Linked DNA regions of Homo sapiens: region 1 is linked to region 2. Evidence: chromatin loops called from intact Hi-C (ENCODE). Cell type or tissue: Caco-2. All regions are shown on one strand.

Region 1 (8,000 bases), 77 kb before region 2:
AAAGAGTGTATTCACTACCATAGCCTGCACCACCATGCTTCACCTCATCCCACTGCCTACAGCCCAGCTCCATCTTATACCATCAGCATCCCTGTCCCTACCCCCTACTCATCTACTTTTTAGTCCCTCTGAAGTGTCATTCTCCATCCACAACGGGCCTTTGTTCATTTTGTTTTTTTTTCTCTGCATGCCACATCTGAAATCCCTTCTCTCAGTAACCTAAATCAACTTTGTCCTTCTCATCCTCCAGTTCTTAGCTTGTTATCACTTCCCCTGGGCAGCCTTCCTCCAAGACCAGACCAGATCCTGCTATTTTATGGATCCTCAAAGCAGCCTGTACCTCTCCTTCCTAGCCCTTGTCACCTTTGTGATTTAACATGTCTTTATGTGTTATTTTGCTTCTCTGCTTCCTTAAATAAGCTCCTCAGGACAGGGACCGTATCTTTTTTGCTCATCATTGATATCCTTAGCACCCAGCATAATGCTTGGACGAAGTCCGTACTCAATACCCATCTACTGAATGGAAAAGACTTTGGCAGAAGAAAATGAAGTCAACCACTTGCTCCTCAGACCTGGGTCGAGCAAGCCACCACACCTAAATGTTCAAGTTAGAATCAAGAAAGTTCATTTGAAAGTCATGATTCAGGTTTCCAGCATAAATTATATGCAGTTGTGCAAACATGTCAAAGTTTAGTAAATTGAATTTGTTTAATGTAAACAACTTTTGACCAAAATAATAACACAGCTTTAGAAAAAGACATTAGGCACCCACTTTTGAAGAGTTTGTATAATTTAACACACAAGAAAACTTTACTGTAATTATATGCAGACGTATACAAAGGATAAATGTTATTTACTTGCTCCACCCTCCATAAAATAAACCTCCAACCATGCTTCAGCTTGCTGCATTAATCCTAATTTAGAAATCACCCCCGCCGAAATGGGGGTGGGGGGGGGCGCATGGTGGGCTCTCATCTTTTCTTCGCGTCAAAATTAGCCGTTTAAATTAGAACCACGTTGGGAGCGTAGGTGACGCCAACGTTGCGGCACCAGTCCGGGGAGCACTTAAAAGTAGCCACCTGAAGTTAATTAAAACCTTACCTGTCAAACCCAGTATGGCTACATTTGAAAATCTTTAATGTAATTAAGAGAAGCACATTATGGGAGGTCAAGTGACTTTCTTTTTGAATTCCACTTCTAATCTGTCGTCAAATGGATGGAAATTGCCGGCCGAGGGAGTTAATGAAAGCTGCATGAGCGAGCAAGGGAGCAGGAGGAGGGGCTGGCAGCCTGGAGGAGCTGGCGGGAGGGCGGACGGGGACCCCTGTCTCCTTCTAGCGGCGAGGAATGAGCCTGGGGGAGCCCCACCGGGCAACTTCCCTTCTGCCAGGAGGCTCTGGGTGGGGGGTTCATTCAGCCCCTCTCCCTGAGCACACTGGGGGCATGCAGGAGCAGGGTATGGGGCGTCTGCGCAGCTCCCTGCTTATCGCTAAGTGAGATCTGTGGCCAGGACGGCGGGGCCTGGACAGAGTGGAGCCGGCGCCGGCCCTCGTCACCCTTCACTCAGAGCCGCCTGATTAGCATCAGGGTTCCGCTCGCCTCTTGCACGGATCCCCCAAAGAGCCGGTGGGGAGGGGGGCGCTTCCACGCGGAGCCTCAGCTGTGCAGCGCCTGACCCCAAGCCCGTCAGGGGGAAGGTCTCCCAGGTCCGCAGCCTTCAGCACCCTGGATCTGGGGAAGCCCCAAGAGGCCCTGGTACTGCCCTGGATTTTCTTCTGGGCATGTGGGCTTCTGGGCCACTAAACCCATCTCCTACTGCACTAGGTAGGTCCGGCTCCCGGAGCCCCCAGTGCAATCTTAATGCCAGAACGCTGCCTTTTGGAGATTAAATCACTTAATGCTTTGCTGTGTGTTCTAGCCTGAGGGTGCTGTTGACAGAAGGCAGAGTTTTTCTCTCTGGTTGCTGCTTCTCTCTCTCTTTTTTCTTTTTGCATTGCGTTTGTCTGTATCAGCAGAGGTATCTGTGTTTGAAAAAGGATTAACTCCCTCAGAATGTTGCCACTTAAGTTTTGCCCCTGCCTTGGAAACTGACATGAGAATAAACAACATATTAAGTCTTCACAGAACACTGGTACCAAGAAGTTTCCAAACCAGAGGACTTAACCTCCTTAATCCAGGCCTTTTCCCTTTGACTTCCTCCTGTTAGTCCGAGCATGGGCAGAAGGCATCAGTGGGGAGAGGAGTGTAAATCTTCTAGTTTGGAAATCTCTTCCATACTCCATGGAAAACATTGGGTGTCTCCTGTGGGGCCAGTGTGGTGAGTTACTTGGAACAGAATGGGCAATCTAGTAGGCGTTGAAATATTCAGAAGCATCTCATAGTGTCTTAGAAGATCCAAGACCTAGCCCGATGGGTCTTCTCTGTTATTAGAATTGTGTGGAAGGGTGGCAGACGCAGTTGAGGGGATGGGATGCTGAGAGACAAGGCATTTATTAAAACGACCTCTAGAGACTTTTTTTTTTCCACTGGGCTTGAATTTCTTGGGCTTGGAGAGTTGTCACTACCCCATATGAAAAATGGAAGAGATGAGTGAGAGGAAAGAAGATGAGGGGGGAAAAAACCAACCTGAGAGTGGTTTAAAATCAGAACAGAGTGTTGGTGAGAGTCAGTTTCCAAGGGTCGCCTCTTCATGCTGTATTGCTTTTTCTTGACCAATGAAAAGCCCCCTTTTTCAGATTTCCCCCCATTTCTCATCCATAGCAGAAAGGGCAGTGCTTCTAGAAATTGAGATGTGTCTCCAGGTAAAAGCCACACAAGGCAGTGGGAAGGGATGTGGCTGTCCCCAGCCTCCATTTGATGCCGCGTTTCTCTCCCAGCCACAAGTTCACAGGTAAAAGTGAAAAGTTGCTCTGGACGTCCCTTCCAAAGAGAGCTGTCTGCTCGCCATGGCAACCTTTTCCTGGGGTCTCTGGCTGTCAAGAACGGGGTGCAAAGTTCACAGAGCTCAGCATTGTGCCCTCCTCTCTTCTTGTCCCTTTTTTCCTGAAGGGATCGAGGTTGGTTTGCAGCACAGTTTAAAGCGAAGATGCCAAATGAAAAGTTCCTCGTTTTAAGTTGGTGCTTATACAAAGCTGCTTTGTGGTTTTTTTCGGCCTGTCAGACTTGTCAGGCCTAGTAAGAAAAAGTATATTGTTTCCAGCACTTGGATTCCTTTCTCCCTGACATCTGCCACTCTGTAAAGATGATAAATTCCTGCCTCATTAGCCAAGGGTGTGGGATTACAGGCTGACAACACATTAATCACCAGCCTCTGTGGCAGGCTGACTAGCAATAGGCATTGTTAACAAAACTTTTCTAATATGTCACTCTTCTCTATGACAGCCTGTAATCAATCATTGTGATTGACGGCGCTGATAGATTACACTATTTATACTTTGTGTAATGAAAGATAGTGTTTCCACCTACTGTCATTTCTGGGCTAGTGGTAGAGGATCAGTAAATGGAAACAAACATAACAACAGGGCAAGCCCTCATTCACCCCAAAATATCCATAGAACTACCCCACCTTCCCAAGTCCTAGGCTTGGCTTCCACTTTTGGAAGTGAAAAAGGGCCCATCCTGGAACTCTGGCAATCATTCTGGGATGAGGGGTAGTGGTGGGGGCACCTGGAAGGACAGAGGTAATTTGGATTTTCACAGAGAGAGCTCTTTGCAAAGGATACGATCCCAGGTATTGATAGGTCGAGTTTACATAGGTAGGAGAGTCCCCAAGCAGCCCCTTTCCTTCCCCTCATCAGCTTACGTGTGTGCAGCTGAGCGTTGAGTGCCTCCTCCCCTGCCAGATGAGAGATGATTTAGATGTTGATAAAATATTTGTTCTTTCCTGGCTCTGAGGGCAAATATTATCTTTGTTTCCCATAATCGTAAGGCGCTGCAAAAGTCAACAGCACCCAGAGCAAGTACAAAACCAACACTCGGAGAGAAGCCCTTTCTGGAGGCCTTTGCCAGGGCTTGCTTGTCCCCCCTGAAGCTCAGAAAATTTCAAACAGGATACGAATGAATCAGCTGAGCTGAAATGTGTTCTGACTCTCACATCCTCGGTATTTTTGGAGGGTCCTTTCAGTCATTTTTATTTTGGTCTGGAAAGCATTCGTAAAGGATACAAGCTGTTTTTGCTTTGCTGGAAGTTATTATTTCAATAGAGTGACAAGGAGGCTCCTGGGCTAGCATCCTAAGAGGGGAGCATCTTTCCTCGTGTTGGGGCCATTTCCAGGCAATTTGGCCACAAGTGCCTGTTTTAATGAATCACTTTAAAAATGATTGTGGTATTTAATTTTCCTTACTATTGATTAAACACAAGAAAATACTCCTTTATTACTTCTTTAAGGTGGTTAGGGAGATTGCTCATAGGTATATAAATCTTCATTTGACTCTTCAGTACAAGCACAGATGTGCGATTCCCTGCCTTCCCATTCAATGCATTTTTGATCTTTGCGTCTCTGCATTATATGTGGATTGGCGAGGCCAAGAGAGGAGAGTAGTAAGGAAGCAGAGTCGTCGTCCTCCTCCTGAACGCTGTGGTGTTGATAGGCATCAGACACTTTAGGTCACCCTGCCAGTTGGCAAAGCAAAAGGAACCTGAGACCTACCCCTAGTGAAATTGCCTTAGAGGCGGATGAGATGGGAGGAGGTGCAGGGAGACAGGGAGCTAAACTTTAATCTCTCTGTGAAGTTTGAGTGAGCCCAGGATGATTAATGAGAGAGCAGACCATCTGATTAAGCCCCTCTGTGTCATAGAACATGATTAGTAGGTGACAGAGATGGTAACAGTATCCAGCCAAACCCTTGTTTCTTTCACAGCTCCGGCTGTTATATGATTAATGTCCCCAAGGGCTATCTTGGGGTCAGGCAGGGGAACCTGTCAGAACAGGTGGAAGTGACAAAATGGGCAGAAACTCCTAAGGGGGACTGGAGTGGTGAGGGAGAAAATGGAGGGGGCAGGGCAGCCAGATGGAGCCGGCGACCTTTCTCTGATCCAAGCAGGCACAGAGATCATCGTGGGAATGGAAACGAGGAAGAATCACAAAACTGCAGATGTTTCCCAGGTCCTCAATGCATCAAGTACTGCCAGCTCAGACTTGTGGGAAGCACAGTGTGACACGGCGCGTTATCACTCGTGGTTTATGTTCTGAGATGGAATGGGATGGGGCCACTGCAGGCCCTGTGGGTATGAATGTGGGATGCCCGCACCTGTGCCTGTGTAAGCATGAGTGTTTGTGCAGGTACACTAGGACAAGTGCTCCACTCTGCTGGGGGATTAAGTATGTATCAAACGGGTAGAGCTGATATTTCAATTTACTGCTTTCTGGGGCCAACACCTATACATTGTCTTGACTGTGCTACTTAGAAAAGATAATATGGGAAAATAACATGGATTTACAGAATTGAAAGTTTTAATTCTGTAAATTTACAGAATCAAAAGGTTTTTAGATTTAAAGTGAACTGTAGAAATCCCTAATTCAGATAATCCAGATTACAGGTGAGAAATCTGAGGTTCAGAGAAGGTAATGACTTGCCCAGTGGAAGTCAAGACTAGAACCCCAGGCTTCCTATTTCCGGTTTCATATACTAAACCCTTGATGAGTCTGTTGGTAGGAAGCCTCAGACCTTTTCATTAGATGTGAGTTTCCCAGCAAGACTTGAGTCTTTACTCTCCTTATCATATTCCCTCTTTCCCTTCCTAGAAGCACTTTGACCTCCCGGTCAAAGGTTTAAACCTCAGTTGAAATGGAGTCTCATTAAGTCCTTTTGGGCAAGCAGCCTTCCCAGATGTCAACTTTGAGAGGAGACTATGCTCTCAAGGCAGCCGTTTTGATTGACAGGAGTCCTGAGGGTAGCCATTTTTACATTAAAGGGAAACTGGTTTGTATTGAGTTTCATCTGGTGAGCCTGGCTTCTCTTCTTCCACCTTTGATGCCCTATGTGTCTGTTACATACATTCAAGAGTCATTCCCGGGCTCTAATGGGGTCTGGGAGAACTTTCATCTCAGCCATTTTCCAGGGCTCTCTTGGGTAACCAGTTTCCCTTTGTTATTCACGTCTATCCAATAACTCTTGCTCTTATGTTCACACAATAATAATAATAACTGGGTTAGAACCTGGGCTGGGCAGTGACCAGCCCCCTACATCTGCTTGATCTCTAATGCAGGAGTTTACAAATTGGAAATCTTTGCTAGCTAGGAAAAAGATCACCTTGCAGTAGGATTTTATCCATACCAACAGTGCTCGTGCTTCAGTGAGTTGCAACTGTGGACTTAATGGCAAAGCTGCACTCAGTGTTATGATCACGAAGGAGGGAGAAGGAAGAATGGAGATTGTATTGGATTTTACTAAATTGTGTCAGTGAGGGAGTAAGTTGAATAAGAGACCCAACCAGGGCATATTCATAACTCTGTCTCCTGACAGTGGTTGATTATGTACAATTTTGATGTTGATTATCTTTAAATAGCTCTTCTTGTTGTGGGACAAACTGGGAGATCTACCTCACATGAGGGTAAAGTACAAAGGATACTAAAATCTTCCCAGAGTAGAGTCCCCATGATTCTGTAGCATAGGCTTTGGGGGATCAATTATGGATAAATAAATGTTCATTAGCTTCAGAGCTCTAGTATATGATTTTTGTCATGGGTTTCACCTCAGCATCATACAGCCTTTCCAGGCCAAGAAGAGAATGACCTAGTGCTCCAAAAACAGTCACTTAAAGACTGGCTCTGTGGCCTTCGAGTGAGTTATATAAAATACAACCAAGATGAGACTGAGTGCTTTCCATGGTCAAAGGGAATCATCTAGGACCAAACTTTTCTGTGAGCTGATAGAAAAATTTGAGCAAACTTTGGCAGACTGATCCAAGAAGATACTTAGCCTTTACTGTAGTATTCAGGATATTGTCAGACATTCTGGTGTAGTGTGGTGGTGGTGAAGTGGTGATATGTTTTAGTACAGAGTTCATTGGTTGCTTTGGAGGATCATGAAGTGCTTGTGCCTTTCCCCTATTGCTATATAGGCTGAGATGCCAAAAATTCAGGCTTTCATAACCCACAATAAAACCTCATCTTTTCCAAGATGTTGACCCATTCCCTCTGTGCACACTGCTTTATGGTAGAGACTTCCTGGTAGAGCCATGCTGTTGTGGAGGTGACTCCCAGCTTTGCTTTTAGTAGGCCCTAAGGATACTTTGGGGTGTCACCATGACTCACTGGTAAAATTTGGGAATCATTTTATGAGAGAGGCCACAAGCAAATGGTGACTAATGATACAGTACTGAAGTTTGTGAATGATGTACATTCATGTAAATTAGACCAGATTCACTTTGGCTGCCTTCCTCTGTAATTTCTTGAGCAGAGAGAGAGGAGTGGAGTTAATTAACTTAGGGAGAATCACATCTCACCTTAAGGGAGCCCTTGGGAGTGGGTTGGGCTCTATAAAATCATCCTCCAAGCACTTGGGCAGAGACATGTTTGAGAACTTCTATATTAAGATATAGTGTGCTAATGTTATTACCCAATCAGAGTGTGTGACAAATAGTTTAATGAAGAACAGCAAATGTTCTGGGTAGCAGGTATTCCTTTACTTAAAGGCGAAGATGAGCTATATTTAAAATTCAGGAAATGCAAACTTAGGTCCATTTGAGGCTAATACATACACAAGATTCTGCCTTTTCATGACAGAGGAAAACATAAGAAAAATGTAGAGTGCAGGAGACATTCATTTATCTTGGAGGAGAAGACCATTCTGTGGCCCCATCAGCCTGGACTCCCAAGCCCAGGGTACCAAGCCCTCTTATTCCCTTTTGCATTAAAAACATCACAATCATATCTTTTTTATCCTGTTATTTATTTTTGAGACTCTGAAAATGGATTTCTTTTGTGGGTGGTTGTTTAAAGAAACCAGCACAGAAAAATCAGCCTGTGCAAATACACTTTTTTTTTTTTTTTTTTTTT
Region 2 (8,000 bases):
GAGGGTGTCATTCTCCTAGTTCCCAGGCACCTAGGCTGATTCATTGCAGCATTAGGAGTGGTTAATGGCAATTGAAGTAGCAGCAGTTTTTGGCAGCAAGCAGGACCCCACCAGAGACCCTGGGTAACTCCCAGGTGTTATTGCAACCTGTCTGGCTTTCGATGGAGCTCACTGGTTTTCCCATCAAGCTATCTGCCAGTCTCCTGCTTTCATTTCCTGGGCAGAGATTCAGAGGTCAGCCGGAAACCCCTTTGCATTGCTGCAGAGGGGCTGATGCATCCATTGATTCTCATATTTGGTTTTGATCACAGATTGAAATTAGATTGCTTCCTTTCCTGGCTGGGATTATGATAGCACTCTGTAGTTTAAGAAAATTTATTCACTGTGCGTTTTGTTTCTTGAAAAGCCAGATAATTTGTTTCTGTCCTCTACTCAAAGAAACTCAGTGAGGACTGGCCAGACTCCAGGAGTAATGAGGTGATGGTGAGAAAAACACCACCCAAAGACATGAATCTTTATTAGACCCTTCTTGTTGTGTTGGTGGCAATATTGCAGTGCACAAGGTGATGGGTCTTGATTTCCTTCTGGCTTGACTGGGGTCGGCTAGTTCCCTCTTGCGGGGCCTTTGTATCCCAGATGGTGGAATGTGTCTAAGTTTGGCAACCCATATTCACCTGATGGAATAACACTTCCAAAGTGTACATACAACTGAGAAGATGGAGGGGGTTTAGCACTCACGTTCTGGGCCATGTGTAGATTTGTGTTTTCATTTTCAAGTTGTCTTCAAGCTCCTCTAGGGAGGATGAGTGGATGGAAGGGAATGTTTTATCTGTATTTGTAGGGAGCTTCCTGAGACTCCAAAGGCTGGAATCCTGTGACTGAAACTTGTTACAAAGAATAAAGTAATAGAGAGGTGTTCAAACCCAAGAGGAGGAGGATGGTTCCCAAAATTTCTCAGTTCTTCATACCCTTTGTTTCTCAGTCATTTTTTTTCACAATGCCTCTAGGCGAATGATTGCATGTACACACACACACACACACACACACACACACACACAGTTCTGTTTATTAAGTAGTTAGATCCCAATAAGTTAATTTATGTCTTAACAGCTTAGTAGCCATTTGAAAAAATAGGTATACATTGAAAGAAAATGTTTTTATTAGGCCAGGCGTGGTGACTCATGCCTGTAATGCCAGCACTTTTGGAAGCTGAGGCGGGTGGATCACTTGAGGTTGGGAGTTTGAGACCAGCCTGCCCAAGATGGTGAAACCCCATCTCTACTAAAAATACAAAATTAGCTGGGCATGGTGGTGTGTGCCTGTCATCCCAGCTACTTGGGAGGCTGAGGCAGGAGAATCGCTTTGACGCTGGAGTCGGAAGTTTCAGTGAGCTAAGATTGTGCGACTGCACTCCAGCCTGGGTGACAGAGCGAGATTCTGTCTCAAAAAAAAAAAAGTTTTTATTCTTAAATAACCAAATTAGTTACCAGTGAGATGTGTGTACCTGTTGGGTACTGCACAGCATCACAAATCTTGGAATCAGGTTGGACAGTACCACCCTGTTTTTGTGTTCCCCACTGATTTTCATGCAGTACTTGCTTTTTATCACAGCAACCACTGAAATCTCACTTTTGAAAAGATATGGCATAATCAGAAGGAATGTAGCATGATCTAATGTTGACACTGAGAACTACATTGACCTACTGGTTTGCAGAGTGACAGATGTCATGTATTGCTGTATTTTCCTTGAAAATTTAACATATTTCAAAATTAAGTTCAAATTAATTTAAATGTCCCACAGTGTTCCTATGTGTTTGCTGTGGTGACCCAGGGCCCTTCAGCATACAGCTGGGAGCCTAGATCCTGAGCACAAGATGCTCTCAGATAATCCAAAACCTGGAGGAAAGGAGTGCTTGTCTAGTCTCCTGTCCTTATAGTGGCTTTCAGGCTCACCTCTGACCCACCACTAAAGGAAGATGCGCCCTGCACACAGTGCATCAAATTTTATGATTCTAGAGGGTGAAGTGAAATCTGGCTACGCACCGCAACTAGTAGCCCTGCACTGGGTTCCTCCTTGGTAGCCAGCTCCAACAGGTACTGTGGGACTTGTTTCTTGTGCTAGCATAGCCTCGACCTCAAGGAAGAAGCAATCTTGGGGAGACTGTCACAAGCTCAAGGTGGACAAAGATTCTCTGTCTGAAGGCTCACAATTCAAACTGGTCATTTTTGCAGAATGCTTCTCTTTCCTCGGCACAAATGAGAGAAATTGAACTGGATTAAGTAATTAAACAATGATTACATTTAATTAAATTAGGATTTAAAAAAAAAATTTCCACTCGGATTTTTCTAAAGTGGCATCATTTTCAAGCTGAACAAGAATACGCCCTGGAAGTACAGGAAAAGACTTCTGTGCAAAATTGGCAACAGAATCCCTAAATGCAAGTTCTGGGGGTCTAGGGATTAAATGAGAATAATTTAAATGGGAAAAGGCCACTTTGCCTCCAGTGGAATGAAAACCTTTTTCAAGGTTTACATTTCTGACAATTTTGGTAAATCTTCATGTTTTGATTTGACTGCCAGTGACTGGACATTTTCCTTTGGAGGCCTAGGGCCTGAACACATTCTGTCAAGTTTATTATCCAAGGAGGAGATTCCTTTCAGTCCCAGATGGGTGTGTGGTAGCAGGTGGGAATTGCCATTGAAAAGTTGGGAGACCCTAAATCTCTTTTCATCAGATCTGAATGTTGGTGGCAATATAGAAATGCATTGAAGTGTTTCTAACAAAGCTGCCCTCCCTGCCTAGCATTCAGAGGGGGAAAGAGGGTATTTTGCACCATGACAACAGGTGACCTCTATTTGGAATTGTCAACAAACATTAATAGGCCTTCCAAAACACATACGCTGTAATATAAGGGATTGGTTGCCTGAAGGGAGGGCCGGGTATTCAGCAGCACTGGGGCAGCTCTTACAGGATGTCAGCAGACGTGGTTAATTGGTAATGATTAGGGCTGTCTGCAAGCTGATTCCCTAAGTTTGGTGAACACATAATTGTTGTATGTAACCCCGAGCGGCTTTGCTCTTTCATCTATATGAAGAGATCAGAAAAGAGAGATTTACGGCTTAGGTTGCCCCAAGCCACACATAGCAGGCTTAATTTTCCTTTCCAAGGGAATTTGAAGACTGCTGTTGTGACTAGTTCTCTGTGGCTTATATGGTATGTTGAGGTCACCTGCGAGTTTTTGTTAAATGATTGATTGACTGAAATTAATTATTCTGTCAGAGCTGTAATGGCGGTAAGATGGGGTGCACTGATAAATACAAAAGCTAAAGTGATTCTTATAAATGCACTATGTCTCTTTCTATTTAAATAAATCAGACAGAATACATAGATCCTGGATGGTGTTGAGTGTCCCCTCCCCATTTTCCTCTATAGCCCTGAGCTGTTTTCTTTCCAAATCTGAAGCTTTGAAATGAGCGGCTATTTACTCAATTTAACTGCAGGATATTTGAATCCTTTGTCACTTCATTCCTTCTAACCTTTCCCCAAACACCTCAGCCCCTGATAAGAGGCTGATGCCCATGACTGCCTTAGATTAAATCAACTGAATTGAGAGTCTGTGTTTGAGCTAATGGCTAGGCAACTTGGGGAATGTGGCTGGTGAGTTGGAGAGTGGATAGAAGGCAGGTGTTTGCTTCTAAATGTCAGATTTCTGAGGCATGGAAACCACCCTGTAGGGCCCTTTTAGGAGGGCAGTGAAAGCAGCTGTTTAGTGACAGACTGTCTGCAGTTTGGGTCCTTAAATCCCATGAAGGGATTCCAGTGGCTGGTTAAGGAAATGCCAAAATGACTCTTTCGATTACCTTGCAAAGGGCATGAGATTATTTATAAGTGATGTATCCAACTTACTTCCAAGTCACTGGAAACGATCGTTAGAAAAAGCCTTTTCCCACACAGGCCCTGATCATGACAAAGGTTCCAGGACATCTTCTGGGAGTGGCACCAGGTTCAAAATGAGCAAGAACACATGGGAGGTACAGAAAAAGACTTGTGGGCAAATTGGCCAAGACAGCAGAATAACAAACCCAGGTCTCGCGTGCGGTATGCCTGTGGGGAAAACATCTATGGAGTAGGGTCGTCTAGTCCTTTGTGTAAGTGTGAAAAACTTGTTGGCATTGGATAGGGTGATATGCTTCCCAAGTCTGTTACCAACACTCCTAAGTTAAAAGTAAACAGCAGTCACTTGCTTCCTTGGTTCTTAGATTCTAGTGTGCTCTTTTAGAATATTCTAGAGTGCTTGTTAAATATGCAGATTCCTGGGAACCACCTCCAGTGAGTCTAATTTCTTAGATATGACACAGAGCTTGGGACTCTTCATTTTCTTCAGTAAGTTCCATGGTGATTTTGGTGCAGATTGTCCCAACTGTCCAGTTCTTTATTTAACAATTGATCAGACCAGGGGCCAAGAGAAGAAACTACAGCTGTTCCATTTGACAAAAATAGCCCTCCAAAAGGCCTGCGACTAGTCAACATGCAGATGGAACTTCTTGAGTTTGAGTAATTTTACGCATCTTAAGATCAGCCCTGGCTATTTCAATGCCAATCATCTTGAGGTATACCAGCTATTGAATGCATGGCTCCCTGAATATCTCAGAAAATGAAATGGTTAAAATAGGAGGGGTATTGAAAATTGCTGTTTCTTGTTGATAGTTAAAATTTCATTGGCTGGATGTGATTTAAGCAGCAACATAAGATTCATTTAAACTGTCATAAATTAAGACATCCTATTATGGAGGGAAATTTTTTAGAAATCTTTCCCAGCAATTTCTAAAAAGAGTAGGACTAACTTGGAACTCTTTGTAGTCATTCCTGCTAAAGGTAAGAATGGGCGTGCTCTCTCTAGTCTATTACCCTGTGATTTAGTTAGGTAGAGCTCAGACTTGCACTGCTCCGAACAATGTGTTGTGAAGTTAAATTGAAGGCCTGAAAAGGTATGCATATATCCCACTACTTTATGAACTCTGTGACTCATAATGCCTTACAATATATTTGAAAGCAAATTAAAGACTTTATAAAATGTTTTTAAGTATGCCCCTCCTCTTTTAAAACATTTATGGCTTCTATAAATGCTATATAAAATGCTTTGGAGAGTGGTCATCGCTGGACTAAGGCTAGGTTGCATAAATATTTAGTTAGAGATATGAGCGTGTTTCTTGAAGCTGTACATGTGTCGGAGTTTCCTTGCTGTTCCTGCAAAGTCAGGCCTGTTAGCAATGTGATGGAAGATAAAGGAAGCGGGGAGCCAAGATGGAAATGCATATTTGCCATCGCAGGGGATAGTGCTCCATTAAAGTATCACTGTTTTTGTTTCTGTACTTAAAAAATTTAAACATGTCTTTGATTGCAGACTGTTTTCATTGTGTCATTTTAAATAATAATTAGGCTCCCTGCTTCAATCATTCTCTTTTAAAGTGATTTCGGAAGTCCATGACTGGAAAGATCCGGTATTTAAAGGAAAGGCACCTCTGAGGCTAACAACTGGTGGTGTCATTTGACCAAGAACTTTCCCAGAAAATTCATCTGGGGATCCTTAGGCTCTTTTAGAATATTGAGTTTTGTTTTATTGTTATTTTTAATCCCAAATACACCAGATGTTATTATTATCGCATATCTCTGGGAAGAGAAGAAGCTAAGATGAATGTGCCCTTATTTTTTATGTACTTCTAGTAGCTGTGCAATCTTCAATGACAGTGAACAGAATATATGCCCATGAAACTGACCAGAAAACAAAAATGTGTTGCTGTCTGCAATGTGCCAGTCACTGTGATAGGCAGTGAGCTTCAAAAATGAGTAAAGCATGGCCCTAGGGAGTCAGAGATCCAAGCAGAAAATTATAGTAAAATGTGATAAAATGTGTATAAGGAGAGGCCTGCAGCAGGAGAAGCTAATTCTAACTGGAGCTTTCAGGAGAAATGATGACTGTAAAGTGAGGAGGTAGAATCTGTGTATTCATTATTTAGCTTGAAAGCACTAACTTGCGTCAACCCATACTTGATATTTTGATGGTGGACAAATAATGGCATTTATTCAGGCAGGGAGTAGAGCCAGTGCAAAGGTACAGAGACTTGAAGGGACAGGATATAGCAGAAAATTAGTGGTGTGCAGTATTGCTTGAGCAACATTTGCAAGGAGGTTGGGGTTACCACTGGGCTAAGAGGTATACAGGGACTAGAGTATGAAGAATTTTGAGTCTGTTGCAGAAGTGCTTAGATTTGGCCTGTTTGTAGTAGGGGAACCACTGAGTTATTTCGGATGGACAAGAACAGGATAAGATTTGTGTTTTGAGAAAAAGTTTTTGGAATCAGGAGCATCTCAATTGCATCCCATGCCCTTGGAAAATGGAAGGGAAAATCTGAGGCTCCTAACACTTCTTTCCTGACATCTGCTTCCATTATTTTTTTGTCATGGGGCAGTCAGGGATGCCTGGGCTCTAACACTGTTTGGGTATCCGGGTACACAAGGTAGGATGAAGAGAGAAAGGAATGAAGAGTAGAAAAATGAACATAATAGAATTATGAGCTTGAATCTCACATAGGCTCACATGTCCAGGCATTATTTTGCTGCTTTGATAATACTTGTGGCACACATGGGAATCCTGAAAGGTGCAAAGTCTCATGTTGGATCTGTAAGATGTAGCTTCTTAGCTTATGAGGCAGTTGGAAAACGTTAGGCTTTGTTCTCTCCAGTGCTTAAGTTATTCACTGGAAGTGCTCTAGCTACCATATCAACCTGTCTCTGCAGACAGACCATGGGTCAGACACTTGGATGGAAAGTCCAATATGTGCTTGATGATCCAGAAAGGAGTTATATGAAAAAGGAATTTTTTATCAAAAGGCCACAAAATACTCTATCAAACAAAGTCAAGCAAGCTTCCTTTCTTTGCAGCTTCTCAAGCCTTTAATGTTCCAAAGTACAATATGAATCTCCAAGACAATGATGGAATGTGTCCTAATTTTATATAATTTCCTAAAATTATTTGTGAAAACTTATTTTTTTCTACAAAGCATCTTGTGAAACTTGTGTTTCCTGGGATGCTCTTTGGTCAAAGCCACTCTTGAGATTCATTTTTACAGGCCTCCTAATTGTACATTGAATGGAATTCCCTTCATCAAAAGTTGTGCCTACTCAGTTCCTAAAATGCCAGAGGGAGTGAAAACCAGACCATTCAGCAAAAACAAAAGGTGCCCCCTACTAATAATTTGACATCATGTTGGTGAAACAAAGGCTTGCATTCCTCCCATTCTAACTGGTTGCTTTTGCAAAGACACAACTTCCGGTTCTGGTGGGCAGAATGGGGTCTGTTGGGAAGGTTCCAGCAAAAGGCAACTCTTCTTGACCTTGTACCATTGAAAGTCACAGAGCTATTAAAGTAGCGACCAGGGCATTCAGAAGAGCTGTGACTAGGCATAATGTGCCTTTTGAGGGTGACCATTCATTTGTCCATCTAATTAGCACTCAGCACCTTTGATTGCCCCATACATCTTTAAAAAATTCAAATAGGTAGTGAAAACTGCTTGGATTGCAGGGCTCAGATGAAAATTGAGGCCTGGCCTTGTATTTATGGAGGTTTCTTCTTTCCAGGACGTCTTACCTGTTTCCTTAGCCCTGTTCTCAGTAATGCCTGCCACAAAGAACCCCATAAATTTAGCATTTGCAGCTATAAGTTTGTCATTCTTTTCTTGAAATAAGATAAGGGTACTATTATAAAACAGCAGAAGGCTGAATGTGAGAGCAGCCGACATATTGTTGACTGATTCATCTGGGGCATTTAGTTCTTCAAAATGGAAAAACAAAATAGGGTCTAAAAAGCAAACACAGTAAATTAAAGGAATGTTATTCTATGCATAGAACAGCTGTTTTAATACTTGCTTGGTAGGGTCATGTGACTGACCCACTTCTTTTAGGATAAAATATGTCTTCCTCTAAGGTTATTATTAAAGAC

Evidence for each region. A loop is a pair of places that touch in the nucleus more often than their neighbours do. Peaks named below come from ENCODE experiments on the same cell type or tissue, not always from the same donor. Only the 100,000 strongest peaks of a DNase experiment are listed, where the experiment ranks them.
Region 1: it touches region 2 in a loop (6-fold over the local background); 2 of 110 quality-filtered maps call a loop at or near these places.

Annotation. Positions count from the first base shown.
Region 1 is chr10:76,110,862-76,118,861 of GRCh38, forward strand. All of the region lies in intron 5 of LRMDA (leucine rich melanocyte differentiation associated), which reads left to right. Among named protein-coding and RNA genes, the nearest start is that of MIR606, 560 kb to the left of the region's middle. RefSeq lists an enhancer at 1,568-2,121. In Caco-2, no CTCF peak of the experiment used is centred here; DNase peaks (open chromatin) are centred at 1,910, 3,290, 3,840 and 4,840.
Region 2 is chr10:76,187,913-76,195,912 of GRCh38, forward strand. All of the region lies in intron 5 of LRMDA (leucine rich melanocyte differentiation associated), which reads left to right. Among named protein-coding and RNA genes, the nearest start is that of MIR606, 640 kb to the left of the region's middle. In Caco-2, no CTCF peak of the experiment used is centred here; DNase peaks (open chromatin) are centred at 3,039 and 3,589.